Regions from separate parts of the Homo sapiens genome. Here regions 2, 3 and 4 are each linked to region 1. A link is an interaction called in ENCODE POLR2A ChIA-PET data of the cell type or tissue named here. Cell type or tissue: MCF 10A. All regions are shown on one strand.

What was found. ChIA-PET counts read pairs that join two places held together with the same protein. Peaks named below come from ENCODE experiments on the same cell type or tissue, not always from the same donor. Only the 100,000 strongest peaks of a DNase experiment are listed, where the experiment ranks them.
Region 2: POLR2A ChIA-PET joins it to region 1 with 17 read pairs; 2 of 35 experiments call an interaction of 5 or more read pairs at or near these places.
Region 3: POLR2A ChIA-PET joins it to region 1 with 12 read pairs; 3 of 35 experiments call an interaction of 5 or more read pairs at or near these places.
Region 4: POLR2A ChIA-PET joins it to region 1 with 10 read pairs; 2 of 35 experiments call an interaction of 5 or more read pairs at or near these places.

What each region holds. Positions count from the first base shown.
Region 1 is chr2:28,184,273-28,188,272 of GRCh38, forward strand. All of the region lies in intron 7 of BABAM2 (BRISC and BRCA1 A complex member 2), which reads left to right. All of the region lies in intron 1 of LOC100505736 (a long non-coding RNA gene), which reads right to left. Among named protein-coding and RNA genes, the nearest start is that of BABAM2-AS2, 120 kb to the right of the region's middle. In MCF 10A, no CTCF peak of the experiment used is centred here; a DNase peak (open chromatin) is centred at 1,799.
Region 2 is chr2:28,376,121-28,380,120 of GRCh38, forward strand. LOC105374383 (a long non-coding RNA gene) reads left to right here and starts at 1,235. Exons shown (of 3, transcript XR_939876.3): 1 at 1,235-1,320. RefSeq lists an enhancer at 3,791-4,000. In MCF 10A, no CTCF peak of the experiment used is centred here; DNase peaks (open chromatin) are centred at 1,451, 2,031 and 2,351.
Region 3 is chr2:28,132,533-28,136,532 of GRCh38, forward strand. All of the region lies in intron 7 of BABAM2 (BRISC and BRCA1 A complex member 2), which reads left to right. Among named protein-coding and RNA genes, the nearest start is that of MIR4263, 140 kb to the left of the region's middle. RefSeq lists a silencer at 2,857-3,057. In MCF 10A, no CTCF peak of the experiment used is centred here; a DNase peak (open chromatin) is centred at 1,919.
Region 4 is chr2:28,247,857-28,251,856 of GRCh38, forward strand. The region is part of intron 10 of BABAM2 (BRISC and BRCA1 A complex member 2); the gene reads left to right. Among named protein-coding and RNA genes, the nearest start is that of BABAM2-AS2, 61 kb to the right of the region's middle. RefSeq lists an enhancer at 1,944-2,444. In MCF 10A, no CTCF peak of the experiment used is centred here; a DNase peak (open chromatin) is centred at 2,385.

The DNA.
Region 1 (4,000 bases):
TCTCTCTCTCTCTCCCCCCCTCCCTCTCTCCCTCTCTCTCTCTGTCTCTCTCTCTCCAGGTATTTTTTTTAAATACTTTAAGTTCTAGGGTACATGTGCACAAAGTGTAGGTTTGTTACATATGTATACATGTGCTGTGTTGGTGTGCTGCACCCATGAACTTGTCATTTACATTAGATATATCTCCTAATGCTATCCCTCCCCTCTCCCCCCACCCCATGACAGGCCCCGGTATGTGATGTTCCCCTTCCTGTGTCCAAGTGTTCTCATTGTTCAGTTCCCACCTACGAGTAAGAACATGCAGTGTTTGGTTTTTTGTCCTTGCGATAGTTTGCTGAGAATGATGGTTTCCATCCATGTCCCTACAAAGGACATGAACTCATCCTTTTCTATGGCTGCGTAGTATTCCATGGTGTATATGTGCCATATTTTCTTAATCCAGTCTATCATTGATGGACATTTGGATTGGTTCCAAGTCTTTGCTATTGTGAATAGTGCCACAATAAACATACATGTGCATGTGTCTTTATAGCAGCATGATTTATAATCCTTTCCCCAGGTAGTTTATGTAGGAACTATTTAATGTTAAATGAATCATTAGGTAAAGTGCGTATACTACTTCATGAGATGGCTTTAATTAAGTCACTTATTTTCTTAAGACTTTATCTTGATAATTTTTTTCTTGGTTCATAATGAAATGGAAAAGATTTGTGCCTTGACTATCCTGAAACTTTTATGTTACTCTCACAAGTTTACTGAAGCTGCAAAGAATAAATAAGGCTATTTAAACTATGGTGACTATAACCCATTTATATTGAGAAATAAGCCTTTCAAGAGGTTAAAAATAGCATAAAGGCAGGTACATAAGATGCTTGTCAGCTAAAAAGACCCACCCAATTTAAAGTAACATTAATATATTAAAACCCCATTTCTTATCTGAGCATATTTATAGCAGAACAAAACTCCAGAGATAAATTCATCTGCCTTCAGACAGCCGTACACCTGAACTCCAGGTGGATGTTTGTGTTTGGGTCTGTTTCTAGGTGGAATGATCTCATGTTCTCCCTTACCACAGAATTGTGCAACACTGATACACACCTGTGTTTTGATCTTTAAAATCTGTCGTGGTAACATCTCAAGTAATTTTAAATAGCTTCGTGGATGATCCAGATTGCACGTCTGCCAGAAACATCCTTGGGCACAGTTTTGGAGCTGACTTGGATTCCTGCAATACTAAACTCGAGTCATATTGAAAATATACTAGGCCTTGGGTTCTGTTCCTTTCACTGAGACTTTTATCTCGATGCATTTTTTTGTATAAGTAATCCCCTTGGCCAGCGTCAGTGCATGAGATCTTAATTATCATTAAAAGAGAGTGAGATGAAGTATTTAGAAACTAAAGCAAGTTACCTGGATCACCACATTTCTGTCATTGCACAAGTATTTGAAGAATTATTTTTTTTGCTCTTTTTTTTTTGAATTGCAGAAATTTATGAAAATTAGAGACATTGTTTAATCTTCTTGTGCCATGAGACTCCATCAGGCCATCTACAAAGACCACTGGGAGGCTAAGGATCACTTGAGCCCAGGAATCGTGCTCTTTTAAATATATCTTTTTCATAAAAGTTATTTTAAAATGTGGCAGTTTAAAATGCCTGCTGAAAGAGTTGATCTTACCTGTAAGATCACAGATTTCTTTCTTTAAAAGCTAGTGGATACCCAACTTGTAAAGCACCAAAGTAGGACTTAGTGTGGGAATGTTAAGGAATGAAGCAGAGTTGAAGACATGGCTTATTTCAAAACACAGTGACTCATGAATGCAAAGTAATGCATTTCTGTTATGTTTGCAGATTCATGGTTAATTCCGACCTTAGCTTAACCACCATATTTTCAGGGCAAACTGTTGATGTGGTAAATTTTTTTCTAATGTATTTATTTTATTCTAGTTATTATGGGTAATACCAAAAATATGTAAAAAGTAGAATAGTGTAATGAACCTTCGATACCCATCATCCCACTTCTATCTGTGGTTAGCCCTGTACCCCACTCACTTCACAGTCCCCATGTCCTTCACTGGATTGTTTCAAAGCAAATTCACAAGTATGTGGTATGAATTTTTGTCTTTATGGGAACATTTTAGAGGATGTTACACTTTAGAGGGTATCACCCACATGGAGAGCAAAAGAAAGATGAGAAGTACATTCTAAAGAAGGCTGGGTGTGGTGGCTCACCCCTATAATCCCAGCACTTTGGGAGGCTGAGGCAGGAGCATTGCTTGAGCCCAGGAGTTCAGGCAACAAAGCGAGACCCTGTCTCAAAAAAGACACAGAGACAGAGACAGAGAGAGACAGAGAGAGGGGAGAAAGAGAGAGAGTATGTGAGAGAGAGGGAAAGGAAAAGGAAAGAAAGAAGGAGAAAATGGAGAAGCGAAGCGAAGCAAGGCAAGGCAATTGAAACAGTAGTGAAGAAGAGTGGTAGTATATCCTGTTAGCCTGTACTATCTATTGTAACATCATGGATCACAAGGAATTCAACATTTTTTTTTTTTTTTGAGACAGAGTCTTGCTCTGTCGCCCAGGCTGGAGTGCAGTGGCATGATCTCGGCTCACTGCAAGCTCCGTCTCCCAGGTTCACGCCATTCTCCTACCTCAGCCTCCAGAGTAGCTGGGACTACAGGCACCCGCCAACAAGCCCGGCTAATTTTTTGTATTTTTAGTAGAGACGGGGTTTCACCGTGTTAGCTAGGATGGTCTCAATCTCCTGACCTCGTGATCTGTCCACCTCGGCCTCCCAAAGTACTGGGATTGCAGGCGTGAGCCACCGCGCCCAGCCGGAATTCAACATTTTTAATAATGGGGGCATAGGTTTTTGATTGTGCATGCTACTGCAACTATGGTATGTGAGTCTTGATTCCTATTTTCTATCTCTCATGAGCACCTCTGCAACTCAGCCTGAATCTTGCCTATGAAAGTGGCAGAAGTGAAGCTATTAAGCTCCTAGAGACCCATAGAGAAGGGCCACTAGAGCATCTTGAGGGCAGGAGCCATGTTGGTTTGGGTAGCACTATAGTGGCTTGCACAGTGCCTGGCACATATTTGTTGCATGAGTGGATTCTTATATCCACAGAACTGTGACTTGAGTGAGTGCAGGAGAAGTTGTATAGCTCTTTCCACATACAGTTCCCCCAACCAGAGTGCTGTAAAGACAAAGCAGAGTCCCAGGAACAGTTCATGGGATTCTTTGTGCTTTGAGTCTTTCAGTGTAAAATTTATATATCTATCTGAAATCTTAAAAAACTTGGTAATGCCCTCTGGCTTTTACCAAAAGAATTGAAACACACTCACATACACAATATAGTCATTACCATTCTCCTAAAACAGAACTTTGGAATTTTTTTTTTTTTTTTTTTTTTTGAGACGGAGTCTCTCTCCTGTGGCCCAGACTGGAGTGCAGTGGTACGATCTTGACTCACTGCAACCTCTGCCTCCTGGGTTCAAGCGATTATCCTGCCTCAGCTGCCCAAGTAGCTGGGATTACAGGGTCACACCACCACGCCCGGTTTATTTTTTGTTTTTAGTAGAGACTGAGTTTCACCATGTTGGTCAGACTGGTCTGGAACTCCTGACCTCAGGCGATCTGCCCACCTCGGCCTCCCAAAGTGCTGGGATTACAGGTGTGAGCCACTGCACCTGGACTGGAATTATTTTTTAAAGATGCTTTTCTATTACTTTTGTCATTTAAAAGGACTCAAGTATTTTTCCCCGGGCGCAGGCAGTAGATATATATGTATTCTTTGGGGTTGAACTCAAGTTTGAAATTTTAATCTGTAGACTAGGTAGCCTCTGAGGTATGTGCCACTGCATGATCCATACCACAATGCCCGCCTCGTTCATTTGCTCTAGAAGGCTCCCATGCCATCATTTGTGAGCATGTATCACCTTCTCCATTCTACCTACACATTGGCATAAAGTCCCAACCCTCTAATTGGCTCACCACTTAA
Region 2 (4,000 bases), 190 kb after region 1:
TTCTCTGGGGGAGGACCATGCTTCCTGGGACAGAGGGGTGAGCCCATCTCTGTTTGGGGCAGAGAGGCTCTGAGACCAGAGCCGTGTGATGGGACAGCTACTCCCCTTCTGCCAGGCCCAGTGCTCCAAGGGGTTAACCTAGGAGACCTCTGAGGTCCCTGCCAGCTCTGACAGTCCCAAGTCCCTTAACTTAGAGCCACACTCTTCAGAACACTGTCTGTTTTTCATGATTGCCCCTGCATAAGCTTAAAGAATGTTAGAAAGCAGATTCATCCCAGAGACAGTGGCAGGACCTTGAAGATCCAGCAGGGTGTCGGGAGCCCCGGCTCGGGCTCCTGGCCATCTCACAGACATACTGTGTGATCTGCACAAGGGCCTTCCTGCTCCTTGCCTCAGTTTCCCTGTTGGTAAAAACAGCAATGGAGAATACCCATGAAGTAATCCTGAGGGGGCTTGTGAAGCCCAAGGAAAGATATGCAGGGGGTGGCAAGATGAGCTTTTCTTGGCCAGGGAGAGAGCATGCAGGGAACACAGCACTTACAGAATGAAATGGGGGCGGTGCACGTAGCATTTTCTTTTGGGGACAATGCTAAAAGCTCTATTACAGTTTTCCTCACAGCCTGCCCAGCCTTGATAGAAGTAATATCTCATGTCTGTGTAGCCTTTTACCTAAGTGAGCAACAGGCTTTCTCTCCTACGTTATGTCTTTCCATTCCCCTGGACACCTCAGGGAACAGGTATAGTACCCTCAATTTACGGACGGGGAGACTGAGGCTCAGAAAGATGCAGTAATCTGCTGGAGGACACACAGGTAGTAAGGGGCAAACCCAGGCCTCGAAGCCAGCAGGCCCTTTGAGACATGCTTCTCTAGAAAGTTTCACCCCATGGAGTCCTTCCTGGGACCAGTACAAGGCAGGTCCGTCCTAGTGGTTGGGAGTGTGGTCACCACGTGCCTGCGTTGAGGGTCTGGATCACAGAGCCCACTTTCTGGATCCTTTTCCTCCTCTCGAGGGCCCCAGGAGGGTGGGCAAGGTCTCTTGGAATGGGGGGGCCTGGCCCCACGTGCGAGGTGAGGGCAGAGTGGGCGAGGTCCCTTGGGGTGGGAGGCCTGGCCCTCCTGACGGTGAGGGCAGGGTGCGGCCAGCAGTAGTTGGGAGGTGCGGGAGGCTCCTGCTCGCTGGCTGGGCAGGGTGGGGCAGGGCGGGGCAGGCACTGGGAACAGGGTGACCTGGACACCGCGACCTGCGATCATTGAACGAGGCACGCAGCGGTGGTGGTGGAGATAGGGAGACCCTCTGTGCCGGGGGGACCCTCACCAAGGTGGGCACCCTCTGAGCCTCCCGCCCCGCTAGCTTCCCCTTGGCCACCTCTAGGCAGCTTCCAGCAAGGATGTTCCTTCTCCCTCCCAACAGGCCCTCACCTGGAGCCTGCTCGGACCTGCCCTCTCCACAAAGCATGGTAGCAACTCCCTGGGGCAGAAAGTGTCTCTTCTGAAAGCAAGACAAGAGTTTAATGAAGCCCTAAACGCGCACAGTTGAGCCTGAAATTAGGGTGGTGAAGGGAGGGGAAGAAGGCAGTTGAGGACATGGGGGCTTCAGCCCAGCCCTGCCCCAGCTGAGCAAAGCAACCTGCAAGCAAACATTTGCAGAGCCCGAGGGCTTGGTTACAAAACATTTCTGACCTAGAAAGGGGAGAATGCCACGTTCCCTTCCCCCCAGACTCAGGTTTGGGGAGTGGTGTTGGGGTTTGGGGTTAATTTGGAAAGGGGGAACCAACAGGTAAAGAGAGGCCACCTCTGAAGGTGGATGCCTGGGTCTCTGAGGGTGTGGGGGGAAGCATGGGTCTGCCCGGACTGAAGCTGGGCAGGTGGGAACCCTCCCCACCCTGAGAGGGAGGGAAGGAGGGAGGACACTGAGGGCTGCTGGGCTCTAGGTAAGCCAGTCAGACTGCACACACAGGTGTGCCAGGGCTGGGACTCCTGCCCAGGACACCCAGCACCGCTCTACCAGGTGGGCAAAGCTCATTCTGCTCCCCAAAGAGGAAGGGAGTGGCCAGCCCTGAAGGGAGTGGCCAGCCCTGATTGACACAACCAGCTGGGCTCCTGGCTTTAGGGACAAAGCAACTGAGACTTGCTTTTACCAATGGTTGCAGGCATCTGGACAACTGGCAGTGTTGAAGGGAGCACTGGCCTCAGCCCCTCTCTATCCTGTCCCCAGGTCTCCCCAAAATGCTGCTGAGACATTCAAACCGCAGCCTCCTCCTTTACCTGGTAATTGATCCTCTTTTGCCCTGCAACTTGGGTTTGGTCTTAATTTGCCAGGCACTAAAGGCAAGAAGAGACGGGCAGGAGGGCGTGTTATCGCTTGTCTCCGGGCACAGAGGCTGTTGCAACAGAGCTCCTGAGTGCGTGTAAGAGTGCACGCGTGTAGCAGAGGAAGGGAACAGGCTGCACATGGGGTGGAGGATGGGTGCCAGCTTTCCTCCCTTGTGTGTGCCTATGGCAGGGGGAGGGTCACTGGGCTGATTTCTGTCCCTGAGGCAGGAGACCCCAGGACACAAAACAGACCCAGCAAGGCCTCTGTAGCTGCAGCCGGTGCCTGAGCTGCTCAGCCTCCCTGTGCTGACTGACACTGACTGAAGCTGGTCTCATAGCCCAACTCGTAGCTTCTCAGCCAGTCTTGACTGGCACCTGCCTGGCAGCCCATTGACCACTTAGTGGAGATGGTATGACACCCTGGGGGCTAGAAGCTGGTTGTAGGTTCTTTGACTTTAAGGGACTATCTTCTAAAGAGGCCAAAGTAGGCACCTTTGCTGGTGGCTCTGGCAGAGCTGCGGAAGCAGCAGCTCAAGTTCTGCCTTGAAGCTGAGTCCATTTGCTTTCCCCCTTCCCGGGACAGACGCGGAATCCTACCACAGTTATCCCATCACCGAATCAAAGGTATCATGGGGGGTGACGACCAGTGGGCAGGGGGTCAGAAGAGGCCCTGGGATCACTCAGTGCAGACTCCTTCGCCGCCTTCCTCCTCAGCACCCCTACCTCTCTTGGTTTCCTGTGGCTGCTATAACAGAGGACCACAAACTTGGTGGTTTAAAATAACAGACTCTTCCTCTTTCACAGTTCTGGAGGCCAGAAGTCGGAAATCAAGGTGTCGGCAGGGCCTCGCTCCCTCTGGAGGCCCTAGGGAGATCCATTCCTCATCACTTCCAGCTTCTGGAGCTGTCAGCATTCTTTAGCTTGTCCCTGCATCTGTCTCTGCTCTGTCTTTGTGAGGCCTTCTCTGTGTGCGTCATCTCCCTCTACCCCACTCTTATAAGGATACTTCCTGTTGAATTGTGGGTCTGCCCAGATAATCCAAGAATCCAAGATGATCTCCTCCTCTCAAGATTCTTAACCTCCTTACATCTGCAAAGACCCTTTTTCCAAATAAGCTCACATTCACACGTTCCCGGGATCTGGACACAGACCTATCTTTTTGGGAGACCACCATTCAACCTGCTATACCATTCAGTGGTTGGTAGGTTGTGGCTTAGACCCCTCTAGTGATGGGCGGCTCACTACTGCATGAGTTGGCTCCATCTATGTCCAAACAGGTCTAATTATTTTAAAGTTCTTACTTGGGTGGAGCTGAAATTTTGCTCAACAGGAACTTTTACCCACTGGCCTTAGTTCTGGTCTTCAGAGTACATACATCTAAATAAATAAACCCTCCAATCCCACCACCTCTGCCCCTGATTACAAGGCAAAAACAAAATGAGAAAAAGGATGAATGGGCTTAGTTTTGATACCAGGGAAAATGCAGAGACTCCGGTCTCCCTGGTGGCCCTGTCCCTAGGACTTTGTGCCTGTTTCCTCGCCGTAACACCAGAGAGTGGCCGAATCACCGTTTCATGGGATGCTTTTGAGAAATGCATCCTGGAGAGTCCCAATTTGCACTGGTACATTAAAGGCTCTGAGAAGTCCTAAGTAAAGAAATCCACTTAACCCCAATATTTTCCAAAC
Region 3 (4,000 bases), 52 kb before region 1:
CTGAGCACTTGAAGTTTTCTTACATTGCCAGCACTCTCTTGCCTCTGTGCTTTTGCTAAAGCTGCTCCTTCCATGTACAAGGCCCTTCTCTAACCCCTCTTCCTGTTGAAATACTATACTTTTTCTAAGGCCTTATTCAAATACCATCTCTACCAACCATTTTCCCTGAGGACAATTAGTCTAGCCTTCCCCAGAGCTCTTTGTAACACTGAATTTATATTAATCTTATAATCTATATTTATATTATAATCTACCCATCATAGCTTTAATTGGTGATAAGGATTTTTAAAAATCTTTTGCTGAATTGCAAGCTACTTATTGAGTTGAGGAACAAGTCTTTTTTTTAATGCCGTGCATAAATGCAATACACAGTTATCAATTGCCTAATTGGCAGTCTTCTAGGTGAATAAGTAGTTCTCACCAAAATATTGGAAAATGCCTCACTGAAAGGTCTTATACTTTTCCTGGTTGCTACAAATTCACTTGGTAGAACTACGTTTATAATACCAAAACAAACTACCAAACATTCTTATATCTTTAAGTAGAAGTTTTCAAAATGAGGTTTTAGAGAAAGATTAACATAAAAGAAGTAAACTTGGGGTATGACTTCTATAAGGGCTTAGATATTTGCTAAAGTTATTAATACTTGTGGTTAATTCTTCCAGAGTTCAGAGCATAGAACAGACATGCCATTTCAAGAAGGCTGTAGTCATGGGATAGGTTTTGAGAACTGACTGTGCTAAGCTCTCATTTATTTTCTGTGTTTTATACTATCTTGTCAACTTTGAGCTATCCAAGCATTGATTATCGATTCAGACTTGGAGAGTTCTTTCAGGAGTCATGGGAAAAGCATCCCATGTGGACCCGCCCAAAGCCAACGTCAAACTCTTGCCCTAGCTGAGGCTTGTACTCCTTTTGGTTTCTGCTATGGCTCTTTCTAGGAAGTCCCAAGCCCCATGCAGTGCATTTGACAGGGAGAGGCTCAGGAGAGACCAATAGCCCCATCCACACTGGGTAAAAATTACCAAGAGAAGGCTTGCATTCCCACCATCTCCTCCATGGGCATAGAGAGATATCGTGGGCCTGGGAGGAACCCCATTCCAGTCTGACTGTTCCTCTGTCCCAGCTTGTCCATGCAGGAGGCAAAGATATTATACTCACGTTAACTACTCCCAGCAATTGGAAAAGAAAAGGGCTACTTTTGGGTCTTGTCATCATATGTAGGAAAAAATATTGATTTGTTGTACCCTAAAAAGACTACAAATTAGACAATCCTGACAAAAGAGAACATCAGTCAGATTCATTGGTAGAAGACTCTGAGATGTGTTCTAATTTGATGAAGCTCTGAAATGTGATCCCACTTCTGAAGTCTGTTTGCCCAGGGTCGTGGAATAGTTGTCTGGTGTCCCTGGCAGCCCTGCCGCACGTGGCTGCACGCCCTTACGATGCTTAGATGCATATTGTTTACCGGTCTCCCACTGCGCATTTCTATGACTTGCAGAGTAAATGCTTCTGAGAAGAACTTTGTGTTCTTGCACAAGGGACATTTATGAAATAAACATATTTCTGGCCCTATACATTTGTCTTCCAAGGAACCAAAACCAATCCGTTGAATTAGACACGAGTAAGTTCTGTTAATTAAAAAAAAAAAAAAGTCAATGGTGAGTTATGCAAAAAAAAAAAAAAAAAGCTAGTAGTCAATGATGCAAATTAGATTTTGGTTGAATATTAGAAAAGGGGAAAAAATAGTTTCTAAACCAGTTGCTTTTTTTTCCCCTGGCAGAAAAGCTGTGAGTTTTAAGGTTACATCATCAGAGCTGGCGTGAAACATGCTCTACCTTTCCCTCTTCCCCAGACTGTTGGCAGTTGTTGTAGTGAACCCAAAGGTTAAATGGGCATGAGAGTCTGCATAGCACTCTTCCACGAAAGGTGTGGGCCCTTTTCTTGGCTTGAGCCACTTTGTGGGAGTGGTTTAAAGACAACCAGCTTCCTCATTCCCTGTGCTGTTCCCACTCTGTGCATAAAAAGAGGACTTCAGCCCTGAGGCAGACCAGGTGGCATCTTTCACAAGTACAGAATTTGTTTTTAGAACTTTTTGTTAAGTTACATCTGCCTTGGAAATGAGTACTCAAAACTTCCCAGCCCACGAACGCTCACTATTATTGAGGCCTGTGTACCTGCAATATGCATGTTTGTTCTTTCAGGCAACAGAAACCCAATGAGAATCAACCACATGTGAGGCCCTTTGCTAGGTGCTTCAGAGGCTGTCAGCATAAATGAAATGTGGCTCATCTCCTTAATTTCCTCAAAGTAAGAGGGATCAGAACAAATATGGCAAGTTGTGACTTGTGGATTAATAGAAAAGGCATATTAATACATGGCATCAGAAGCCCCCTGTTCCTTCACTTATTGGCTGGCAATCTTGGCTTAAGTTAACGTTTTTGAGCTTCATTTCATCTTCTGTGAAGAGGAATAAATCTAAGTTTCAGTTTCATCTACTCCAAGTGGGGAGGTAGATGAGAAAGGCCCTACTGTAGTGCTTGGCCCATGGTTGATGCTTAGTTAGTGCTCCTTGAGAAAATACTTATTAAGTGCTATAAGAGTTCAAGAGAGTGGGAGATCACATTTCCATTTGACTTGGTGGAGAAGGAGCTTTGGAAGATTATGGAAAGCCTGGCTTTTCTAGAGATTAAATATGCAATACTGTAACAATAACAGATATGTATTTGTTCAGTACTTTAAAATATTCAAACTGCTTTTCACTTTACCATCCCATCTGATCCTCATGATAGTATGTCTATCATGTGTTTTATAATATAGCTTTTTTCTTCCATAACTTGGAGTTTTTAGATCCTTCCTTGTCTCCTTCACTGCTACTCCTTCCTTTTTTCAACCCATTAAATTATGCTAAATTGTGCTTCCTGTGATAACATCCCTAGACACTTTTGTGGCATTGCCTGTTTGTGGATGACACCCAGATCCCCATTTCTAATCTCAGCATTTCTCCCTGCTTACAGATCTGCTTCTCTAACCACTAGATAGACATGTCTATCTGTGTGTTCAGTTGACACCTCAAATTTAAAGGGCCTGAAACTAAACTCATCATTCCCCCAATAAGCTAATGTTTCTTCTTTACAGCCTGTTTTTATTCATGACACTCTTGTCTTCTTGGTGCCCAGGTGGTACATCTTAAAGGCATTGACCATACCTCATGCCCCTATTAGCCAGCCAGTTGTTTTGGACTAAAAACCCACTCTCCACAATGTCTCTGAGTCTTGTCATGCCTACTATCATTACCTAGTTCAGTCTTCCAGTTGCCATGGGTCCTGAGGGGCTCTTAACTTCTAGTTCCTTCCTATTTCAGTTTATCCATGTGGAACTGTCACTGTCCTTTGAAGTAAATTCCAGTCCTGTAATGTCCTTGCTGAGAAGCTTCAATGCCTCTCTGTTGCCAAGCGAAGTAAATGCACAGCTCTCCATCTGGCATTCAGATTCCGTGTTACAGTCCTGTTCACTTTTCCACCCTAGGCTGGACTCTACGTGTATCCTGTTGTCCAGCCAAGCAGAATTTTGTGATTTCCCGAACACATCTTGTATTTTTTTCACTTCCATACCTTGCTCAGGCTGCTCCTTAGACCAGAACATTGAGTTTATTTACCTCCCCCACAGGGTCCGTTAAAGTCCTGCCCATGTTCTTAGATCTTCTCAATCATCACCTCCTCCATGGAACATTTCCTGACCGCCACTGCCTGCCTCCACAATGGCACCACACTTTTTCCCTGTGTTTATGCCTCCTTTGTCATATTGCCTCCCTGGACTCTAAACTCTTTAAGGCCTGGGCCTCTTTTCCATCAGTTGAGGGCTGGTGAGCCACAGCCCCTCTGGCCAGGCTGGCCCTAGCCAGGCCCCTGCCCAAGCTCAACCACAGTCTCCATTGACAGGTCTGGCTGGAGAGGCAGAAAGCTGTGACACTATGTGCATGTTAAGGCGGTGGGCTTTC
Region 4 (4,000 bases), 64 kb after region 1:
CTTAAGGAAAAGCATTGCACAGATTCTGGGATCTCTCAGGAGGTACTGCAACATCCTGGCATTCTGGCAGTTCCAGGAGTGGGGACTGTGGCCATGATTGTGGCCATGGAGCATTTCCATCCACTTATTCCTTCCTTACATCATTCATTTTCAGCATGTCTCAAATCTTGGAACTGTAGCAGGATCAGAAACTTGCTCCCATCCAGAAACTATTTTTAGGAAACTTTCCTGGCCATCATCTAAGAATTATTCATAGCAGTTGTATAGGCAATTCCATATTTGCCAAATTATGCTTACCTCTGGAGGTAGATGTTACCTTTAAGCTAGTAGCTTTTGTTTATTTTCTTTTTCTTTTTTTTTTTTTTTTTTTGAGACGGAGTTTTGCTCTTGTTGCCCAGGTTGGAGTGGAATGACGGGATCTCGGCTCACTGCAACCTCTGCCTCCCAGGTTCAAGCAATTCTCCTGCCTCAGCCTCTCGAGTAGCTGGGATTACAGGCATGCGCCACCATGCCTGGCTAATTTTGTAATTTTAGTAGAAACGGAGTTTCTCCGTGTTGGTCAGGCTGGTCTCAAACTCCCGACCTCAGGTGATCCACCTGCCTCAGCTTCCCAAAGTGCTGGGATTACAGGCGTGAGCCACCGCGCCTGGTCCACTAGTAGCTTTTCAGAATGCAGCGTGGCAAGAGAACCAGATAGCAAGGCGAAGTAACAGAACAAAAAAAATCCTCTGGGGAAAAGCTACATGCTTTTTTTGTGGGTCCCAGTCAACTGCACTGTAAGTAGACACACAAGGAGGCAGCTGTCTACAGGAGCAGAGTTGCTGCTTAGAAGGGGAGACAATTGAGTATTGAGATTTGTGACTGTATGACAAGCTGTCTTTTTCCATTACCTATAAATCTTTGGTAAATGACCCTTTGAGTCATTCAGCCTGGACTGTAGGCCTTTTCTCCCTGGTAAAATTCCTGTTAGACCAAATCTGACCACTTTTTTCTCTTGTTTTCCTCTACCTCCAACTTAACTGAGTTCTGAGTTTACTAAGAACCTACTGCATGCTCAGTACTATGCGAGGTATTAGGGGATATAAGTATATAACTCAGAGTTGACCTTAAGATACTTACAGTAACATAGCACAGAAATTAGAAAACTACAGCCTGTGGGCCAAATCCCGTGTCAGCCTGTTTTTATAGGGCCCTTGAGCTAAGTATAGCTTTTTGTTTGTTTGTTTGCTTGTTTTTTTTTTTTTTTTTGGAAACAGCGTCTCACTCTGTTGCCCAGGCTGGAATGCGGTAGTGTGATCTTGGCTCACTGCAGCCTCCGCCACCTTGAGTTCAAGCGTTTCTTCTGCCTCAGCCTCCCGAGTAGCTGGGACTACAGGCATGTGCCACCATGCCCGGCTAATTTTTGTATTTTTAGTAGAGACCGGGTTTCACCACGTTACCCAGGCTGATCTTGAACTCCTGGCCTCAAGCAATCTACCCGCCTAGGCCTCCCAAAGTGCTGGGATTATAGGTGTGAGCCACTGCACCCTGCCCTAAGGGTAGCTTTTATATTTTAAAAGGATTCTTAGAAAACAGAAAGAAGCAGAAGAATATGCAGCAGAGACAGTATATGGTTTGCAAGACCTAAAATATTTGACCCTTCACAGAAGTTTGCCAACTTCTTGTCTAGTTGATGAGAAAAAAGATTAGGTCAAGGTGAAGTACAATGGTATGCATTTTTAAAACAAATATTTTATGACTTGTCTACTTTATGCAAGACACAGTTATATGAGAGAGGCTCATATGTTATATGTCTTGGTCTGGGGGAGGTCTTCTTTCTCTCTCTCCAGACTGGAGTGCAGTGGTGCAATCATGGCTCACTGTAGCCTCAACTTCCTGGGCTCAGGTGATCCTCCCACCTTAGCCTCCCAAGTAGCTGGAACTATACATAAGCGCCATGACGCCCAGCTAATTTTATGTAGGGACGAGGTTTTGCTGTTTCCCAGGCTGGTCTCAAAACACCTCGGGCTCAAGGGATCCACCTGCCTCAGCCTCCCAAAGTGTTGGGATTACAGGCATGAGCCACCACACCCAGCTTCTTGTCTTTCTTAATGAAGTCTAATGAGAAAAACAGACAATAAAGACATAAACTTAACAAATATATACATTCAAAAGGTGACAAATAGCGTGATGGAACAAAGTAAAAGGCTATGAATAGAGAATAAGAAGGAGATGCTGTGAGGAAGATGAGGAAGATGCTGTGAGGAGATGCTGTGAGGTCTTCCCTATGCTTCTATAGGGAAGACCTCCTATAGAGGGTGACATTTCCGCTGAGACCTTAGCAGTGATTCAGACAGCCAAGGAAGGCAATTCCAGGGAAGGCAGTCCCTGTGCAAAAGCCCTGAGCCCTGAGGCAGCAAAGAGCTCTGCTGAAGCAGGCGTGGCTGGAGCACAGTGAGTAAGGGGAAGGGCATTTGTTGAACTTTTTTTTTTTTTTTTTTTTTAGCTATCTAATATTGAATTACTTTCTTAGCGGTTTATTCTAGAGATTACAATATGCATCTTTAACATAATTGCCTTAAGATTAATAATACCTTCATTCTGGTAAAATATAGCAACATTGCTCCTTGTCCTCCCGCTTATTTGTTCTATTAATTGTCATATATATTACATGTATATATGTTATAATATAAACACAACAATATAGCTTTTTCTGTCATTACTATAAACAATCATATATATTTTTTTCTTTTTTTTTTGTTTGTTTGTTTGTTTTGTTTTTGAGACGGGGTCTCGCTCTGTCGCCCAGGCTGGAGTGCAGTGGCACGATCTCAGCTCACAGCAACCTCCGCCTCCCAGGTTCAAGCAATTCTCCTGCCTCAGCCTCCTGAGTAGCTAGGATTACAGGCATGTGCCACCACTCCCGGCTAATTTTTTGTGTTTTTAGTAGAGACAGGGTTTTGCCGTGTTAGCCAGGATGGTCTTGATCTCCTGACCTCGTGATCTACCCGCCATGGCTTCCCAAAGTGCTAGGATTACAGGCGTGAGCCACCACGCCCAGCCACAGTCTTATGTTTTTAAAAGAGAAAAAAAGTTATCTTTGGATTTTGCCCTGCACATTATTTCCAGTGTATCTTTGCAAGACTTTGATTGCTGTGTTCCTCCATTTCAGAGCTGTAGGATTGGGGCTGGGGTGGCAGTGTTTATTCAGTCTAATGAATGATAAGGTTCTTACTCTGATGTTTTTCTTTATTTTAAATGACTAATGTTCACACAGATGTCTTAGTATTATTCTTTCTGTATTTGTCTTTAACTATCTGTTTGTTCATTTGTTCATTCATTGGTTTTCAGTTGACATTAAGTAAAAGGAAAGCAATTATTTTGTTTTTCAGAGAACACAGTTTCTGGTAAGACTTTTTTTTTTTAAGCCAGAGGAAATCAACAACTTCAGACTAATTCTGGTAGTCATTTAAATAATTCTTTCCTTATAGGCCTGTAATCAAGGCCAATAAATTAGAAATCAGGACAGCTTTTGAAATTTTAAGTAAAAATCAGAAGCTTCTGTTTATTGCTACAAATGCTTCTGCCGAGCTCTGATTTTGTCAGGCTCTCCAATTCCTGGTATAACCAAGGAAATTATTTGCATTGATGTCGCACTGTCACCTCACCACTAAAACACAAAGCTGTCGTAGTAGCAGCCACTCAGTTCCTGAGCTAAGCGAGGTAGACTTTCATCTGCCCGCTATAGAAACAGTGTTTCGTCGTAGAATATTTAGCACTCAACAAACAAGATGGCTACTACATAAATCGGTAAAACCAAAACTGTGATGTTGCTCAAAACCTGCTTACTTTTTTGGATACAGTTCACATCTTTATATAAAGGAATATACTTGAAAAGCAAATCGGAATCAGTAAAATAATTAAAATTAAGAACCACAATGCTATGTGTTAGAATTTGTTTCAAGCCAAATCTATAGAAAGTGTAATATTATTTTAGAATTACCATGTTTACCTCATATCA